Linked DNA regions of Homo sapiens: regions 1, 3 and 4 are each linked to region 2. Evidence: chromatin loops called from intact Hi-C (ENCODE). Cell type or tissue: heart left ventricle. All regions are shown on one strand.

Region 1 (5,000 bases), 380 kb after region 2:
ATCCATTTGCCACTGAAGACAGTAAGGCTCAGACAGGGTAACTGGCGTGTGCCATGTCAGCCAGCTAAGGAGGGGCATTACCAGGATGCAAACCCCAGCTGCCTGGCTCCACACTCACGTTCCCTAGGTCCCACTACACTTGGTCACTCCACTGCATTCTAGTATCCTGGTCTTTGGCAGAGTCCACGTAAAAGAGGGAGGTAGAGGGAGTGAGAGGGACTTCACGCAATAAAGTTTCCTGGCGTTACACTGCCACCGTAATTGTGTCTCATCCTTTCCGTGATCGGCCCTGGAAAACCTACCAGAGAACTGTCCTCCTTCTCCCAGAATCTCAGAGAAAATTCACCTGAGTTCGGTGTCCAGGTGACCCAAGCTCTGAATGCAGTAACGTGCACGGGGAGATGAGGATGTCACCAGGAGCAAGCCTCCCACACAGCATCCGGGAGCAACCCCAAGACTGGGCAGGGGGGGCTCTGAGGCAGCCCACGGCGAGGACGGCTACCCGTGCTGCCCAAATGGGTTCAGAATGAAGGCCGCCCTCTCTCCCATGTGGGGCTCATTAACCACGAATCAAATTATTAAGACAAGCTCAGCTGAGCAAATGGTCAAACATAAAAACATTTGGAAGGAACAAAGAGGTCAACCCCATTATCCATCAAAAACCATCAAGGTGGCGGCCCTCACTGAGGGGTACAGCTCTCCAGGGGGCCCTCATCTGCCCTCCAAACCCGCGTGCCTCCCCAGTGGAAGGCCAGCAAAGCCACACAGGAAGAGTTGGGGTAGGAAAGCAGAAAGTGAACCCCAGGAGGCCAGGCTGGCCACGGAGCCCCATCCCACGCACACGGGCCCGGTCACTCAGGGGCCCACGTGTGCAGGACACCGGGAGCTCACAGGGACAGCGCCCCGAGGGATGCAAGGAACTTTGCCTCTCTGTCCCTCTCTGTAGGGATGGAAAGAGGAGAGCGATTTCTGGGATGGAAGCCATCTGCCTCCTCTCAACTCTCGCTGCCCAACCAGAAAGGGAAGAAAAACAGGAAGATGCGGGGCAGGTGAGGAGCTGGGTGAGCGCCGCCAGCCCGCAGCCCAGCAGAGCAGGGCTTGGCCAAGCCTGGCGCCAGGGACTTCCCCTCTACCCCCACCATAAGCCCCCCGCCAGGTGGGACCGACAAAAGTCCCAGACAGATGCCCCAGACAGGATGCCCAGCGCAACCCCCGCCCCTTCCCCTGCTGGGGGCCCCCAGGACGCGGGGCTCCCCCTCCCCTTTTGGCTAGCCGCAGAGTCCAACGGGGCTCCTGGCCAGGGACGTCGTGGGAGAATCAGGAAGTCGAAGCCACACAGCCGAGAAGGGGCAGCTGGCGTCTCGGAGGCCGTCACGAGCTGTCACTCCGCGCCCGCCGGAGTTGCCACTCAGTTACCAACTTCAACCCGGGGCCGGCCACGGAGCCTCCCGCAGCCCCTACCCCGCGTCTCCGGCACCCCCGCGCCCCCGGCACCCCCGGACCCCCGCGCCCGCGTCACTTACTCCTCTGCCGTCGCCACCTGTCTGGGTGCCGGTCTCCTCCCTGCCCGGCCGCGGCGCGTCCTTCCCGTCCTCGCAGTCCTCGGGCTGTGCGCTTCCCCCCTCCAGCCCCAGCCGCAGCCTCTTCTCTTCGGGAGGGACGTCGTCCTCCTCCCTCCTGGGCCGGCCATCCCTGCCTCGGGGCTTGCCAGTGGCTTCGGAGCTGCCGGAAGGGCTGGCCATGGCTCCGGGGGCTCTGCCTGCACTTGGGGAAGAGGAAGGACCCGGCGCGAGCGGCCTCTCGGCGGAGCTGGGGCGTCTGAGCGCGGGCTCGGTGGGTCCGCGCGGCGCGGAGCTGGGCATCGGGGCCGGCGCGGGCTCCTCCGCGGGCCGCTCCTGGCTCTCTGGCGCCCTCTGCCGGCCGCTCGCCCGCACCGCGGACACGCCGGGCCCGGGCCTGCGCTGCGCTCACCTGCCCCGGCCCAGGCGGTCGCTCTCCCCTACCCGTGGCCAGACCCGCTCCGGCCAGGCCGTGCACCTCCTCCCCGCCCCAGCCAGGTTGCACCCCGATGGTCTCCCTGCCCAAGGAGGAGAGAAGAGAAGGGACGCCCCGAGAGGGTGGACATGGGCCACAGCCACCTTGTCTTTGCTCTTACCCTGTGTCTTGCATGATTTGGAGGTAGTGGGAAAACCGAGTGGAGAATTCCGCCTGCAGGATGACATGAATGCACCTTCCCATTGCCTACCAACAGATCTTTTTTGAGCATCACTGTGGACCAGGCGTGGTGATGGGGGAGGGGATATTGTGGTGAACATGACAGGCATTGCCTTCACCCAGTGGGGCTCAGCGCTGGGTGAGAAGGCATTGAGAATGGACATTGTCAATTGGGCAAAAGGAGGCCAAGGAGAAGTGCTGGGTGCATGGGAACTGAAAAAGACAGGAGGCTCGGCAGGTCTTGGAGCTGCGAGAGGGACAACAGCAGCGGCTGTTCCAAAGGAAGCAACAGCTGAGAGAGGTCTCAGAGTTGTTCTCAGCCCAGTGGAGGGTGTTCAGGCAGAGGGAACAGCGTGTGCAAAAGCCCAGAGGCTGGGAAAGAAGCAGAAAGAGGACTGTGGGGCTGGAGCATGCTGGGCAAGGGGAGAGAGGTGTGGTGGGCAGACAGATTGCCTGGAACCCAGCTGTGCAGGGACAGAGGAGATAGGGGATCCTTGCAGGCCCCCAGCCAGGACTCAGGCACAGAGACAATGCAGGTGGGCAAAGGGAGGAGACGTAGAGAAATATTTTGGAGGCGTGCCCGATGAATGAGCCCAGGATGCACCGTTAGTGTCAGTGTGGAGCGAGCTCCTTCCTTGGCTGTGTGATGAGCTGAACCCGGGGGTATTTTCTGGACATCGAGGTGCTACACCCAGAGTCCAGGACAGGCTAAGTGAGCACCCGCAGCTCCTGGCCTACCTCAAAAGCAGGAGAGACAGGGGAGACTGGGGAGGCCGGGGAGGAAGGGGAAGCCAGGAAGGCAGGAGAGCCCAGGGAAGCAGAGGAGGCCAGGGAGACAGTGGAGGCAGGAGAGGCTGGGGAGGCTGTGTCCTTTCCATGATTCTGCCCAGGATCCTAGGCCCCTGTACTCCCTGAGCTTCCCCATCCCAAGCGCTGGAACCATGTTGCACAATGGTCTCCCCACTAAGCTCCTGATGGCAGCCCCTACCCTGCTGTGCTCCCTATTTCAACCCTAACAGCTCTCACAGTGGGCAGCACATAGTAGGTGCTCAGGAAACACTGGTGGGAGAGCACATGGGTCTGCTCAGCACCTTCCCCTCTCCTCCAGCTCTCCCCTGTCATGAAATAATTCTGATAATGACACATGGGCTTTGAGACCCTCTTCTATTACTTTCCATATGCTAATCCATCTATACCTCACAGCAGCCCTGGCGGTGGGTGTTATTAGGATGCCCATTTTACAGAGGAGGAGACTGAGGTATAAAGAGGGTAAGTGACATAGGCACACTACAGGGGCCGGGGCCAAGTGACCGCAGCACTCAATCCCCAAAGGCAAGGTGGATGCAGTTACCATAAAGGACAGCAGAGTCAAAGCTGCAAGCAGAATAGCATGACTCGCAGAGACCTATGGTGCCAGCTGATCGTGGCTTTCCTAGAAGTGAAATAGATAAGAAGCCTGCCACATTTTTACTTGATCTGTGTTTGCAGAAGAGTTCTAGGTCAGGTGAGCAGAAGTCTAACCTGAATCATAAAAACAGAGTCACAGTCCCCAGTCAATTCCCAGACATAAGCCAGTTCACAGACCAGGAGTCCCTTGTCTGAATGTGAAGCCAGGTCCCCTCCAGAAAGGACTCTGCTCCACTGCCAAAAATTTATACTGTCAATCTTTCTCCCAGCCTGCCCCCACAGGAATACACAGCCTTTTACCAGGATGACTGAACAGGGGAATAGGAACTAATGGGACCTGTGCAGGATCACTGGACACAGGCTCTGAACTGGCACTAGGGCGAGACTAGGGTCTACCAGTCAGAATAGGCATTTTGGAGGTCAGGTGAATGTTGGTGCAGGTTCATGTCATGGTAGATCCATTGGGTCCCCAATTCATCCTCTGGTTATATACAAAGTGGCCATGCTGAGATTCAAATTCAGGGTATCCAACATAGAAGCTGTGCTCTTATTCATGAAACATTCTGACATCTCTGGAAAGAAAACTATAATTCAGGGTTCCAGTCCCCACCCACGCAGCCTGACCCAATTCCGGTGCCCAAGTTCAGAGTGTCAACCCCATGTTTTGCAGCATTTAAACTAGGCAGGAAAATTAGGGACAATTAAAAGGACATGGGCCACCAGCTAGTCATAGACTCTCTCTGGTGTGTATCATAAATATTTTCCTTCCTGAGGTTTAATTTGGACAGACTGTGTCCCAGTCTGCAGCATACCTTGACATGATCGGCTTATCTGCTCGTCTCCCCTTCCTCTTTTTTTTTCCAGACAGGGTCTCACTCTCTTGCCCAGGCTGGAGCACAGTGGCAAAATCATGGTTCATTGCAGCATCAACCTCTTGGGCTCCATCAATCCTCCCACCTCAACCTCTTGAGTAGCTGGGACTACAGGCATGTACCAACACGCCCAGCTAATTTTTGTATTTTTTGTAGAGGTATGGTTTCTCTATGTTGTCCAGGCTGGTCTTGAACTCCTGGGCCCAAGTGATCTGCTCATCTTGGCCTCTCAAAGTGCTGGGATTACAAGCGTGAGCCACTGTACCCAGCCTCCTCTTCCTCTTGACGGTGAATTCTGTAAGGGCAAAGGCTCATTCATTTTTGTTGTTTAATGAATAGACTTTATTCTTTAGAATAGCTTAAGCTTTACAGAAAAATGAGCAGAAAGTATAGTGTTCCCATATATGCCCTCAAATCCTCCCATCCTGTTTCCCCTGTTATTAACATGTGGCTTTAATGTAGTGCATTTGTTGCAATTGATGAGTCAATATTGATACATTACTCTTA
Region 2 (5,000 bases):
GAATGGCGTGAACCTGGTGGGTGGAGCTTGCAGTGAGCCGAGATCGCACCACTGCACTGCAGCCTGGGTGACAGAGCGAGACTCTGTCACACACACACACACACAAAAAAAAAAAATCTGCAGCCATCTCCTGTATATGATTGGATGAATCTGGACTCATGCATATACCCACACAGCCATCATCACAGCAAAGGAAACAGATGTATGCATCAGGTCAGGATTCCATCTCTATGACTCTCAGAAACGAACAAAATTTACCAAAGGAAAGAGACGACAGAGTAGGGAGAGCTGTTGGTGGACGGGCAGTGGGAAGACTTCCAGGAGATAAAAATACTTTACATCATGATCTGAGTGGTAGTAATCCAGAGATACACAGATGTAAAAATTCATAATGTTGTGTACTCCAGATTTGTATAATTTATGTTATGTAAGTTATACCTCAATGTTTAAAATTGCCAACCATTTCCTGGGTACCTTCTGCATGCCAGAGCTTGAACAAAAGACTGATGGCTTGAACAATACCCTCCTAGTAGATACCAGGTAAGAGTGTTACCTTTCATAATGTCACAGATAAGCTTCGGAAATGCTGCCTAGGGGAAGGAGAGACACTCTCATCATCTATTCTTCTATTAAATATAAATGGCTACCTGACCTGGGCTCTGCAACAAATCAAAGAGCAAACCTTGTTTTTCCCGTTCACAGCATTAGCTTAGGAATATGGAGAGACAGAAATAAAGACAAGACAGAAAAAACACTAGCTTTCCAGGGTATAGTCCTCAGAAACAACTCATTTTCACTGAATACCTGAGAATAAAGACAGCTTGATTACAGTAAGATTGGCAAAACCCAAAGAATGCAGAAGACATATGCACCTGTCTTTTTCCACAATGCTGTGCTAGCATTTCTGGACTTCAATGGACGCTACTGTGTACAGGACACCCTTAAAGGAGGGGAACAAGCCTGATGATTGGAGAACACAGAGTCCCAGGCAGACAGAAACAGCTTCTGGGGTTTTTGACTCAGTGCAAGGCTGGCTTTGACTGCTGAGCACCCGGGATGGGAACCAGAGAAGACTGAGCCAGAAAACTCGTGAAGACCTCAGGACCATGGGTAGCAGGAATAAGTGCTCACAGGCTAGTCCGAAGGGCAGCATTGAACCTGAGTCTTCAAAGTGAATGGGAGCTTTCCAGGTAGGGAAGTTAGAGGAATGCCATGTGCTAAAGATTCTGGGGTCAAAGTCGGAAGTGAGGGGATGTTGGCACAGAGCCTCAAAATGCATTTGTTAAATCTGTGCGTGCATTCATGAATGAATGAGGGAGGGAGGGACGGACGGAGGGAGGGAAGGAGGGAGTGAGGGAGGGAATGGATGGCTAGATCTGAGGGAAATTTCAACCCCTCAGCAACCGCAGCTGGGACTCATGATCTAGTCTCTAACTCAGGAACTGCCCTCCGGCCAGTTTCACTTGGAACAAATAAGGGTACTGCCAATAAGTATCTATTTAATTAAAAGAAAGCTGGCTGAGCCAAAGTGAGGGGGTGGAAAAAGAGGCAGGGGAGAAAGGAGGAAGGGGAGGGGTGGGGAAGGGAGGATGAGGAGCAAAGGAGGAGAAGAAAGAGAAAGAAGAGGATGGAGGAGGGGGAAGAGAGGAGAAGGAGAAAGAGGAGGAAAATAGGGGAGAAGGGGGGACAGGAGAGGGAGAAGGGACAGGAGGAGGAGAGGGACAGAAAGAGGTGGGGAGGACAATAGCAATCAGGGGGCGGAAGATAAAGGGGAGGATGAGGGGGAGGAAGCAGAGGAGGAGGGGTGAGGAGGAGGAGGGAGAGAGAGAAGAGAGAGGGAAGAGGAGGAGGAGGAGGGAGAGGGAGAAGGGAGAGGGAAGAGGAGGAGGAGGAGGGAGAGGAAAGGGAAGAGGGCAGACAGCGGCATCTCCAAGAGCTCGTATTCACGGTGGCAGCAGTTCAGTGGGAAAATCAAGGGCACTGTGACACAAGAACCTCCTGCTCTAACAAGCCAGATGCTCCTCTGAGCCAAGGCTCTCAGGAGCAGCGCCTGGACCTCGCTGGCCAGCACCGCAGACAAGCTGGGCCCAGAGATGAGCTCCCTCCCAGGGGCGGTGTCCGGAGTGACAGCTCCAGGAAGCGGCCACCAGGTGGCGTGTGCGCCTTACTTCCTTCCCAGGTTTCCAGCCGCGGGAGGCAGAGGGTGGTGCTGGGGTTCCAGGAAGCCGAAGGTCCTTTCACAGATGGACCGTTAAGCCAGCCCAGGGGACGGCAGAGCAGCCTGAGGGAGCAAGAACTGTCACCACGGTCTGCCCGCGAAGTAGGTCCACACTGTCCCTTGCAGGTCAGGGCTTAGCTTACAGGTGCTCCCAGAGAGACCCCGGAGCAGGGAGGGGAGTGGAGAAGAGCTCTGGGTTCAGATCTGATCTTGACCACAACAGACGGTTCAGGTTCAAACCATGCTTCCTGGAGACGCCTCTCAGCCCAACTTCAGAGGGGAAAGAAGCGTTCCCATTAACAGAAGCTCCACTGTGACCCGTTTTAAGCACTGAACAGCGGTGCCACAAATAATTGGGGAGAAAAAAAAGTCCACAGCTTAAAAAAGCATTGAAGACCCCATTGCTAACACTGGTGGGCTCCCATCATGGGGCAGAAACCCAGATAGGCACTCATCATCTGGGGTCCTTTTTCCTAACGGGGTCCCCCAAGTTGATCCAGGCTCAGGTCCCACAAAATGTGGATCTGCCCCCTTCTTGACACATAGAAACGGCTCGATCCAAAGTGGCTGACCAGCAAGATAGGATGGCCTCCATTTTGCAGATGACAAGACTGAGGTTCAAGGACCTATGGGAACAGGACGGAGCTGGGACTCCCACCACATCTTCAGATTGGCAGCCAGCTGCCTTGTCAAAATACCACTCCAATGTCCCTCCTGTCCTCATGTCTATGGGGAGAGGCTAAAGGCTAATAAGGTGCCTGTTCAGATAAACGTAGCTGTCTTCAGAGCAAGTAGACTTGAGCAGTACACACCACTCACTCTTCGAAGCTCTAGGGTCTATCAAGCACACATCAAAAAGTGGCAGCTTTGCCTCTTAGCTTGTCAAAAAAACTCAGCTGCTGGGTGCAGTGGCTCCTTTCTGTAATCCCAGTGCTTTGGGAGGCCAAGGCAGGAGGATCAATTGAGTCCAGGAATTAGAGACAAGCCTGGGCAACATAGTGAGACTCCATCTGTACAAAAATGAAGATAGCCAGATGTGGGAGCATGCACCTGTAGTTCCAGCTACTTGGGAGGCTGGGATGGAAATATCACTTAAGCCCAGGAGTTCAAGGCTGCAGTGAGCTATGACGGCACCACTGCATGCCAGCCTGGGTAACAGAGTGAAACCCCATCTCAAAAACAAACAAAACTGAGCTGAATGCTACACACTTTCTGTTGCCCATCATCATGGAAATCTGGGTGCAAAGCTCTGACCCCACCCATCTCTCATCACTCTTCTCTTCCAAGTACCTCTCACAGCTCATGGACCAAACCCCCACCCTCCCTGTGTTCTTCCTCCTCTGTCATGTCATGTAAGTCAACGGGTGTGCACTGTCCTTTTCTCTAAACGATAAGCATATTATCTTGGCCAGGAATGAATGTCGGATGTTTTTGTTTTTAATTTGTGCACCTTCACTCACCCATAGCATCTCGCATCTAGATTTGCATTCAGTAAGCACTCAATAAATGTGTCTTCTTCCTGCTAGTACAAGATATGTACAGGGGGTAGGGGTGGAATGTTGACAACTGGAAAATGAAAGTGTTTCAGAATTATGGAGCAAATGAACAGGGAGATGTATCGTCTATAATAAATATACCTCTGAAGAGCCTTAAAAGAAATCAATGAAGCACAACATCAAAGTCCCAGGGAGTGACAAATCAGGAGCCTGATAGACAAAAGTGCATCCGAAGTCATTTAAAGTGCACCAGAAATCATTTATGTCTGAGTAATTAGAACACATTGGAACGACTCTGTGCCAGTGAACTGAAATTGAGCAACATAATGTTTATGAAATCCCCATGGACTCAGGGAGGATAACCAGAGATGAAAGTTGCATTGAAGATTCTCCCCACTGGCCCAGAGCCCTCCTGCGTAGTCCCCAGGAGAGACCTAGGGGGAAATGAAGTTTCTGTTTAGTCCATGTGCAAATTTGTTTTCTTCTAGTTTAAAAATGTCTGCAGTCTCAGTTGTAGAGGGAAAAAAAATGTCAGGCTCAGGCTGTACGTGACAGGACAGGATCCCCCAACCACCTGATCCGCACCTCCCAACCTAGAGGGAGTCTAAGACAGAATTGAGACCAGGTGGGCATCATTCCTATAAAAAGGTGGCCATTCTTAGCGAGAAAAAGGCTGGGCTTCTTTCTCAGTGTTCCTACAGAATTTGACACTCCCTCCACAGCCCCATTGAGAGAAGTGGAGGGAACTGACCTAGGTCAAAGAGCTGGGACCCTGAAAGGCAGCATCAGGATAAAAAAAAAAAAAAAGTCCAAGGAAATTCTACAGGAGGAAAATGGGAGATGAAGGAGTCAGAGAAGAAAGAGGGACTTCTATGCTCATCCATAGAATCCAGTCTTCGGATGCTGGCTGGGGAAGAAAAAAAAAAACCCCATCTACCTTGATTTGGGGAGTTAAACAAGGATGACAGAACCTTGAACTTGGAGATGTGCAAAGAAGCCCTCAGGCATCAACTGCTTTTGTGAGCTTTCCACTCAGTGATGGAACCTGGCCCCATAAACATGACCCCAATATGGTCCTGGTACTGGACTGCCTCCCCCCATGAAATGATGGTCTGAATTTGTCCATCAAATGAACTTGACATGCTGGCGTCTTTATCAGCTCACAGATAATGAGAAAGGAAAATTTCACTTGGAGTATGACTCTCTCATTCCCCTCTGCCCTCAGTTTTAGACCACAAATCTCAGCTTCTGGGAGCCATAATCAGGGCTGCAACCCTGTGCCATCA
Region 3 (5,000 bases), 110 kb after region 2:
AGGGCACCCCTGGAATCTCAGGCTGCAAATGTTGCTCAGACACTAAACCCACCCCCAATTCTCTACCACCCTATAAAAATGTGTAGCTGGAGTCTGAAATATGAGATAGAACAAACTCTGGGATTCTAGGAGCAGCAATAGAAGCAGAATAAGACGACAGGCACCAAGCAGGGAAAATGCAGGCTTTGGTTCAATGGTTTCTGCCACCTACAGTTCAGGGTTATCCCAACGCCCCCTGCGTTAAGCACAGAGGTGGAAATTCCAGGTTTTAAGTAGAGGAGAAGGGGGCAAGAAGGGGTCATACAAGAGGTTTATGCAGCCTACAATGTCAAGCTTTCATTGCTTGCTTTAATAACAGCTTTACTGAGCTATAACTCATACACTGCACAATTCCCCCACTGAAAGTGCCCATCTCAAGTGGTGTTTGGTATATCCACAGGGCTATGCAACCAGCGCCTTGACCAGCTTTAGAACACGTTCATCACTCCTCAAAGAAACCTGCACCCTTCAGCTCTCACCTCCCAAACCCATCGTCCCCAGCCCCTAGGACAACCACTGATTCACTGTCTCTAGGGATTCACTGTCTGTCTCTACAGATCTGCCTAGTCTGAAAGTTTCCTGGAATGGCCTCCTTCCTTCTCCACAGGGGTCAGCAAGCCCTCATGCCAGCTCCAACGTCACCGCTCATGGCCAGTTACTCCCTTGGTCTTCCCAAGCCTCCGCATCCTCCTCTGAAGGTGGGGCTGGTGAGGGTTCCTTCCCCACAGAGCTGCAGGGAGGATTATGGAAGTTAATGCCTATGGCAGTGTCTGGTGTCTAGCAAATGCTCAGCAAATGGTAGACAGTACATCTGCTCTTGTGTGCTTGTGCCTGGTTTACTTGCTGGGAGCCAAACCGGGCCCTCCCCTTTGATGATAAGTAACAGACAATCCAACCCACCAGGCGCGTGGAGGGCGTCAGCAGAGCCTATCTGTGAATGGAGGCATTTTTATGATCGTGCGTGTGTGGACAGTGACTGCCTCAGCTCTTGGTCAGAAAGGTCAATGCCATTGGCCCTACTGCAGGAAACTGCTTCTCAATGGCCTGAAGACAAAAGCCCCAGGTTTCCTTGTTATCCAGGAGCCTGGGCCAGGCTGGGCAAGCGTTGCAGAGCCAAGTCCGAGGCCCAGCAGGCTCCTGGCAGGCCCTGCCTCAAAGTTGGCAGCTGTTGGGTCCTGGGAGGCGGCCTGCTCTGTGCTCTGGGCTCTCAGGGATCAGGGAAGGGGTAGGAATAATCAGGTGACATGCTCCAGGGGTGCTGCTGCTCTTGGCAGAGCCTCAAATCGAGTTTGAAATGAGTAATCCTGAGCCAAGCTGCTTGTGCTGTGAGCAATGAGGCTGGTTGGCAAGTTCCCTCCGCCCCCAGCCATCGCCCTCTGGAGATGCTGCTCCAGATGCCAGGAAGGGGCTGGAGGGGCCCCAAACCAGCCCCCCAGAGACAAAGGGTAAGCCAGCTCTCCTCACCATGATGAGAAGAGGGGCATGGCTGAGCCTCAGCAAAGAAGAAAGGAGGCTATTTATATGAAATGGCCACAACAGGCAAATCTGTAGAGATAGAAAGTAGATGAGTGTTTGCCAGGGGCTGGGAGGACCAGACAATAGGGGTTTGATAGCTTAAGAGTAGAGAGTTTCTTTGGGGAGGGGATGAACATGTTCTAAAAGTGATGGTGGAGATGGTTGCACAACTTTGAATATACTTAAAACCATTGTCTTGGCCAGGTATGGTGGCTCATGCTTGTAATACCAGCACTTTGGGAGGCCGAGGCAGATGGATCACCTCAGGTCAGGAGTTCAAGACCAACCTGACCAACATGGGGAAACCTCATCTCTACTACAATAACAAAAAGTAGCCTGGTGTGGTGGCTCACACCTATAGTCCCAGCTACTCAGGAGGCCAAGGCACAAGAATCGCTTGAACCCAGGAGGTAGAGGCTACAGTGAGCCGTGATTGCGCCATGCGCCACTGCACTCCAGCCTGGGCGACAGAGCAAGACTCCGTCTCAAAAAACAAAAACAAAACAAAGAAAGAAACCAGTGTCTTGTACACTTGAAATTGATGAATTATATGGTGTGTGAATTATATCTCAGTAAACCTATTCCAAAAAGAAGAGGGGTGAGGGAGATTCAAGAGTGGGGGACAGTGGTGAAATTACTTCCCACGGGTACAACTCTCTGTCCGTAATACCAGAGGTCCTCTTGGATCTTCCTATAAGAACAAAAATAAGTGCAAAGATACATGGGGTACTGCACAGAGGAGGACACTGTGGCACAGAGATGTTAATTCTCTTGCCGGAAGTCACACAGCAGTCAATGGCAGAACTGCGGCTCCACCCTGGGGGTGTGGTTCCAGAGCCTGCACCCTTCTCTCCTGTGCCCTGTTTCCCCAGCTGAAATGCAGCTTCCACACTTGCATGGGGCATCTGAAAAGCCCCAGGGAAGAAAGAGGAAATATTTTAGGAGAGATGTGTATTGGACACGTCTAAATAGAATGATCCAAGCAATCGTTGTAGCAAGATCAGAATTTCCTCTGCAGGGGGAGTCCATCTTTCTAGGGACTGTATTGTTCAAGATCTCAATCAGAATTGCTCCTGTGCTCTGGTCTCCCTGCCCTGGCTATTTCTCAGGGTCCCCTGAGACGCGGAAGAGTCTGGAACTGACGGGAGATGGTCTGATAAAGTTCCAGCCTTCGGGGGCAGGCTCTGGTGCACTGCAGACTCTGCAGACATCTGCAGACAGACTATAACTCAATAGAGGATTCTGTTAATATGGTTGCTGCCTGTTCTAACCCCTTCGACTCCCAGCCTAACCACTGCAGAGATAACAGAGGCTGGAGGCGCCTTGGACCTGATTGCATTTTCTCCCCTCTCGCTGCCCTGCAAAGATGGACTTTGTCAGGCTTCTGCTGCCACCTACAGTAACAGCAACAAAAGGCAGGTCTCCAGCCAGACCCAGAGAAGCAGAGCAGGGGGCTTCCAGAACAGGGACACTAGGGGCCGGAGCCTGAGGTCCAACCTCCATGTCCACCCCCTGACCCTCAGGCAAGCCGAGGAAGAATGATCAGGAGCCTTCTCCACATCCCACCCCTACAGTGTCCACATCCCACCCTTACAGTGTCCCCATCCACTGGGACACACCAGCACAGAAGTCACACAGGGACGGGAGGACCATCTCTCCATTTCATGGGGTGAAAGGCATCCCTGCCGTTCTTCCTAAAGATTTCCTGAGGATATTCTAATCCTTCTGCCCAAAGCTGCTGCCTCCATGCCATCTCATTCACCCCCTACTCTAGGAAGCCTCTCTTGATTTCTTCCCCTAGTTTAGCTAACCCTACAACCACCTTCTGCCGGCCATACTGGTCACTCTAAATTGTAGCTGCTTACCTGTCTCCTCAGTAATCATAACAATTAATAATAATAATAATAATAATAATAGTGAGCTGGGCATGGTGGCTCATGCCTGTAATCCCAGCACTTTGGGAGGCCAAGGTGGGAGGATCACTTGAGGCCAGGAGTTCGAGACCAGCTTGGGCAACATAGCAAGACCCATCTCTACAAAAAAAATAAATAAATAAAAATTAGCTGGGCATGGTAACAAATGCCTGTAGTCCCAGCATGTACTGGGAGGCTGAGGCAGGAGAATCACTTGAGCCCAGGAGTTTGAGACTGCAGGGAGCTGTGACCGCACCACTACACTCCAGCCTGGGTGACAGAGCAAGATCTTGTCTCTAAAATAATAATAGTAATCATCAGATTAACATTCACTGGGTACTACCCACACACCATGAACTGTGTTTGGAGATTTGACGGCATCATCTCATTTAATATTTGAGCAACTTAGGAGGAAGATGCTATAATTGCCTTCATTTAACAGAGGGGAAAAACGAGACTGCAAGGTTAAAGTAATTTAGCCAAAGCCAGCCTTGGATTTGAATCCAGCCCATCTGCCTCCAGAGACAAACCCTCTTCCCCCAGGATTCAGCCTGCCTCCCCACCACTCCTCACCAACCCTTCCACTAGATCGACAGGGCGTCCGCATAGTTTGTCTGCTATTCATTCATTTAGAAATGTGGGAGCCTGCTTGGCTGGGGAATAGATAATTGATAATTTTATTTTTTCTTTTTTTTTTTTTTTTTTTTTTTGTAGACAGAGTCTCGTTTTGTCATCCAGGCTGGAATGTAGTGGAGCAATCTCAACTCACTGCAACCTCCGCCTCCCGAGTTCAATCGATTCTCCTGTCTCGGCCACCCTAGTAGCTGGGATTACAGGCACCCACCACCACACCCAGATAATTTTTTTGTATTTTCAGTAGAGATGGGGTTTCACCATGTTGGCCAAGCTGGTCTCAAACTCCTGACCTCAGGTGACCCGCCCACCTCGGCCTCCCAAAGTGCTGGGATTACAGGGGTGAAACACCGCGCCTGGCCGTGTTTTCTTTTTTCAGGCTCATGGAATGTTGAAAGTCATTGCTGTAAAACTTCAAAATTATGATGCCTGCCCATGAAGAGGCACCACTGGGCTTAACTTCTCCCAGCCATAATTCCTTGTCCTTACATGACATCTCTCTGGAGTTTGGGATCTATGTGAGGTAGACTAGAGAAAAAGCTATAATCTGAAAGGCAATTCGTAAGTATAGGATGAAAGCTGGGAGACCAGTTAGCCTCTGAGTCAACTGTGTGGTGAAGTTACCACGCAAAAAGCTTATGGAATTAGAGGCTGCACTAAGAAATGCTGATAAGACACTTTGCCAACGGGACCATATCTGAAGCATTCAATGTTGGGACCCATACACTGAGGCTGCTGGCTGAGGATGGTGTGTCTGGATAGAGTGACTTAGGTTGAGAGAGAACTCTAGGTCCTGACATAGCTGATGGCAGAGACAGAAAGAGCATGAAGTAAGTTTAGCAGCTGCATATAAACATTTGAAAGCCTGATACTCGGCCAGGCATGATGGCTCACACCTGT
Region 4 (5,000 bases), 1.0 Mb before region 2:
AGTAAGTACTTCAGCCCCACTCGACCACTTCGCTTGGAAAACAGCTCAACTACTTAAAAGTGTTAAGTATGAATTTTGAGCTGTGGACTCATCACCAAGCAATCAATTTCCCGACAGAAGGCAGCCCTTCTACTTTTTGTAGCCGGGAAACCCTGAACAGCGGAGGCTCACTTGCTGGCGACAGATGGGATTCCACACAGATAGCAGAATCACACTGCTAGGGTTTATCCTACCGGACTCAACCACACCAGTTTTGGAACTCTGCACAAGGAGGCCGAGTTTGCTTAGCCTCACTTTCCCTATTTGTAAGAGAAGCATATTAACAATCATGGTTGCCTCGTTTGTGGCTAGGCATATCCAATACACGCCAGGGTCTTAGCATATGGCAAGTTATCAGTAAATGTCAGCTGTCCTTGATGACATCTTCCAACAGGCTTTGTGAAACCTGGTTCTGATTGAAGCATTGAGAACTTAAAAACATGTCTATTTTTAAAGTTTTCTCTTCCAAGGCCTCTAGGTTCTTTGAGATTTTAGACATCAAAGCACTCATGTGTCCGTTCTTTTCAGAAGCAGTTCTCTCTCCCGAGAGAGACTTCTTTTCTTCTACACTTGGTGTGTTGGTTGTTTTTGATAATTTTTGTAGGTCAGGGTTATTCATGCCCACAATGCAAGGATGCCAGCATCCCGGATCCCTTACCAGCAGCATTCCCAGCTCTGAAGTATCTGGCACTTAAAGATTCCCGAGAAAATGTGGAGAGAAACACCGGACAACGAAGCTCCCGAGACCTCAGAGGATTTAGAAGTGAGTAGCCAGCACGGGGTTCAACAGCAGCCCCCCAAAAGATATGCTCAAGCCGACTAGTCCCTAGTGCCTGTGAATGTGACCTTGTTTGCAAATGGAGTCTGTGCAGACATAATTAAGGGTCTTGAAATGAGAAAATTCTGTATTATCTGGGTGGGTTCTAAATCCAGTAACAAGTATCCTTTTAAGAGACAGAAGAGAAAGCCATGTGAAGACAGGTGGGGATTAGAGAGATGCTGCTACAAGTCATGTGACACTAAGCTACCAGACACTGGAAGAGGCAAAGATGAATCTTCCCCAGAACCTTTGCTGGGAGAGCCGTCCTGCTCACACTTTCAACTTGGACGTAGAGCCTCCAGAGCTGTCAGAGAATATATTTCAGTTGTTTTAAGCACCTAGATTGTGATGATTTGCTACGGAAGTCATAGAAAATAAATACAGAGGATCAAGGAGCTCTTTGTGCTGATCTCTCTTGCAGGATGCTTGGCTACTTAATACTGAAAAAAGATAACTGTGGTCCAGAGGCCACCTCCGCTTAGTCTAAGCTCTAGGGGACAAGAAAAATTCCTTAAAAGGAATCCCAGGGCAATCACAGGCTGCTGTGCTCCAGGGCCCAGGTGTTTCCACAATACAGCCCCTGAAAACCTCTAAATTGATTATTGCAGTCATTCACTCTGGAAGAGCAATGGAAAGAAAAGACCAGGATGCTTAGACTTGTCATGAGAAGCTAAGTAAGGATCACATATCCTGGGCACAGCATTGTTCTCCTGGACTCAAATACAAAGTCCCAGAGAGCTTTTCATAGGAAATACAGGACAGCTTAAGCCACCTCTCAGGAGTGTGAGGAGACACAGTCAAAGGTTCATCTGACAAGCCCAAATCGGCTTATGATCAACTGAGAAATTGATTACTGCTGAGGAAGAAGGTTTTGCTCTTCCTTCTTAAACAGCAAATAAATGTTATAGCAGAACGGTTTATAATATTAACACAAGATACATTTTTGACATCACACTCCAAAAAGCATTCAAGGTGCATTTTAAATCTTGACTCAACATTACAGATGGTCTCCTTTGCAAAGGCAAGCTTTCTGATAGTTTGGATGCATGCTTACATTGCCTATTGTTGTGAAAATAACAACGGCTTCTAATTTAAGACAAGTCACTGAATATGAGTTTAGATGCTAAGACTAAGAGCATACTGGTGATTTTATGCAACCTACACTATTATTATTGAGATGGAGTCTCGCTCTGTTGCCCAGGTTGGAGTGCAGTAGGGTGATCTTGGCTCACTGCAAACTCTGCCTCCCGGGTTCAAACGATTCTCCTGCCTCAGCCTACCTAGTAGCTGGGATTACAGGTGCATGCTACCACGTCTGGCTATTTTTTTTATTTTTAGTACAGATGGGGTTTCCCCATGTTGGCCAGGCTGGTCTCAAACTCCTGACCTCAGGTGATCCACCTACCTTGGCCTCCGAAAGTGCTGGGATTACAGGCATGACCCAGCGTGCTCAGCCTTATATGATTTTTTAACCTTCACAAAGACTCAGATTTTGAGAATAAGTTCAAGCCTTAGGGACCCTTTTGCCCAGTGTTTCCATTTTACAGGTGAAAAAACTGAGTTTTAGAGTGTAGGGAATTGGCTTCCTACCACTCCGATGATTAAAAGCATAAGGGAGATTGAAATCCATCTGGTCTACGAGCTATGTATTTTATACTCTCCCTTACACAATATACTGTGCTTGAATTTGAATATTTAAACCAATGTTCTAAAGTTAATTGCTTTATTAAAGATAACGAGGGTGTTCTGGCTTTCAAAACTTGAGTAACTCTGATGTTGGTAAAAATTTCAAATCATGCTTGCCTTTCAGCAGAATTCTTCAGAGTCTGTGTTCACTTAATCCTCCAACCGCAAAAACAAAACAAAACAAAACAAAACTAACAAACAAACAAAAACCAAGATTCAAATCAGTTTACTTGAATACATGAAGAATAGTATAAAATGTTTGCAGTGATAGATTTTATTCACTTCCTTTTCCATTCACAAATTAGCTCAGCACCTGCAATATCACAAATGGCCAGCAGATGGGAGCAAATAACTTTGCAAAAAATACCGAAAGCACCAAGTCCTATGCAAGAGTATCCAATTCATCAGGTCCGTAAACTTTTTAAATTTCTCAATCTTTCTGTGCCTTCAAAATTTAAGTCTCAAATGACTGCATGTTTTAATTACTAAGCCCTAATTACTTACTAGGAATGTGATCATTTGAGGAGACATTTCATTAATATGTGTTTAAGAAGGTTCAGCGTGGCAGAGATGCTTCAGGGCAAAGAATATTCCGAAAAGTCTATGGTTTCAACCTAAATATGAAGATGACTCACGATGTAAGAGCTATTTCACCTGAAATCATACAAACAGCAAACAACGCATGTAAACTAAGTAAAATCTCAACACAAATCACTTCAACCAAGGGAGTAAAGTTTACCTTAGTTGGGTAGGTTGCAGGGCAGAGCTGCTGACTTTATAAACATTTGGAGGAATCTTCAGGGGGCCTAAGGGGATATTTTCTCTGACAGTAAATATCTTCTTAGGCAGGAAAAAGCTGTAAAGCCAGAACAACTACAAAACGATCCCCAACCAAACTATTATGCAAATAAAGACAGCAGGCTTTTCATCTTGACTTCTTTCTTTGAGTCCCCTACCTTTCTTTGGCATCCCTACCTCCTGTGAGTTATTTTGTTTTCTTCACCTTACTTTTTTTTTGGAGTGTGGTTATGAGAGGACAAGAGGCTTCCATATCTCAAAATCTAGCCATGCAGACAAGCAGAGCTGGCGTGGGGTAAAAGGCCGGGTAACTCGAGGGTTGCTGGCTCAGCACAATTAAACATAGTACCGAGAACGGCATCCCTGTTTCAGGTAGGAGTCTCCTGTCACCAGGTGAGCTCAAACCAAAGGTCTGTTTGCAAATAAGAGCTATGCATTGGCATCACAGCGGGAGTTTAATGAGAGCGCTTTTAATTAACTGTAAAAGTAATTACCCACATTAGATGTAAATCGCACTTGTTTTCACATGAGGTGAATAATTTTCGCTCAGCTTTTAAGAAGAATACTTCTCGAGATGTCAGCTGCAAACTCTCAGCAAGTTTGTGTGCTGAAAAATACAGCACCGAAGAGAAAGTACGAGCCTGGGAAGCCTGGGTTTGTCGCCTGCCTTCTGTCAGTCACCTGGCTTGGCGTCTCTTTTCATTTCTCTCAGACCCCAGCACCTAAAACATACCCTCTCCGTAGCTGCACCCTCAGACAGCATGCAAACTGTTTCAAGTATTTTCTTGTTCTAATTTGGTGGTCAGCCTCCTGGATAATCCCTGGTGCTTTCATTGACGGGTTCCTGTGAATAATTAACGCAGTCAAAAGAATGGAAAAAAGAGAAGAGGCTGGAAGAAGCCCTAACTGGGTCAGTGGTGTGTGTGTTCCCCAGGTGAGCTAAAGTGGGTAATCTCCAAAGAAGGAAACACGTTAGCGAGGAGGGAGCAAGTCCCAGAGCAACAAGGCCAGGCCTGAAAGGCTCAGGGCAGAACCTATTTTTTTTTTTTTTTTTTTTTTTTTTTTTTTTTTTTTTTTTTTTGAGACGGAGTCCTGCTCTGTCACCCAGGCTGAATTGCGGTGGTGCCATCTCAGCTCACTGCAACCTCCGCCTCCCAGGTTCAAGTGATTCTCCCGTCTCAGCCTCTTGAGTAGCTGGGATTACAGGCACCCACCATCACACCCAGCTAACTTTTGTATTTCTAGTAGAGACGGGGTTTCACTTTGTTGCCTGGTCTTGTCTTAAACTCCTGGGCTCAAGCGATCTGCCCGCCTCGGCCTCCCAAAGTGCTGGGATTACAGGTGTGGGCCACCGTGCCCGGCGTCAGGGCAAAAATTCTAATGAGGATGAGTGTCTGCATCACCAGCACCAAAACAAAACAGCAATGCTCCCTTGGATTTATAAATAGCACCAGAAAATGACAGATGTCAGCGTTGGGAGGGAGTGAAGGTGAACGCCTTGGTTGAACCGTGTTACAATGCTGTCCTCTAGGTCCTTGAAATTCCTCTGACGTCAACAGGAATGTGAGGGCTGGGGAAGCCCTGAACCTCTGATTTGAACCTCGGTGAAGCGTAAACAGCCAAGATGCAGTTTGCAAATACAAGATTACGGGGTAAT

Evidence for each region. A loop is a pair of places that touch in the nucleus more often than their neighbours do. Peaks named below come from ENCODE experiments on the same cell type or tissue, not always from the same donor. Only the 100,000 strongest peaks of a DNase experiment are listed, where the experiment ranks them.
Region 1: it touches region 2 in a loop (2.7-fold over the local background); 21 of 110 quality-filtered maps call a loop at or near these places.
Region 3: a loop joins it to region 2, with 10 times the contacts of the local background. A loop is called at or near these places in 27 of 110 quality-filtered maps.
Region 4: it touches region 2 in a loop (5-fold over the local background); 3 of 110 quality-filtered maps call a loop at or near these places.

The regions. Positions count from the first base shown.
Region 1 is chr16:5,236,629-5,241,628 of GRCh38, reverse strand. It overlaps LOC105371067 (a long non-coding RNA gene), which reads right to left. Exons shown (of 3, transcript XR_001752067.2): 3 at 4,812-5,000. It also overlaps a transcript of RBFOX1 not described here. Among named protein-coding and RNA genes, the nearest start is that of LINC02164, 17 kb to the right of the region's middle. RefSeq lists a silencer at 1,800-2,019 and an enhancer at 3,595-4,794. In heart left ventricle, a CTCF peak has its summit at 1,897 (motif pointing left); a DNase peak (open chromatin) is centred at 1,958; H3K4me3 peaks cover 437 bases; H3K27me3 peaks cover 2,496 bases.
Region 2 is chr16:5,613,446-5,618,445 of GRCh38, reverse strand. LINC01570 (long intergenic non-protein coding RNA 1570) reads left to right here and starts at 2,196. Exons shown (of 3, transcript NR_110902.1): 1 at 2,196-2,320. It also overlaps a transcript of RBFOX1 not described here. In heart left ventricle, a CTCF peak has its summit at 2,140 (motif pointing right); a DNase peak (open chromatin) is centred at 2,165; H3K27me3 peaks cover 2,020 bases.
Region 3 is chr16:5,500,496-5,505,495 of GRCh38, reverse strand. It overlaps a transcript of RBFOX1 not described here. Among named protein-coding and RNA genes, the nearest start is that of LINC01570, 110 kb to the left of the region's middle. In heart left ventricle, a CTCF peak has its summit at 2,936 (motif pointing left); no DNase peak of the experiment used is centred here; H3K27me3 peaks cover 366 bases.
Region 4 is chr16:6,641,159-6,646,158 of GRCh38, reverse strand. The region is part of intron 2 of RBFOX1 (RNA binding fox-1 homolog 1); the gene reads right to left. Among named protein-coding and RNA genes, the nearest start is that of RBFOX1, 620 kb to the right of the region's middle. In heart left ventricle, a CTCF peak has its summit at 2,870 (motif pointing right); no DNase peak of the experiment used is centred here; H3K27me3 peaks cover 1,882 bases.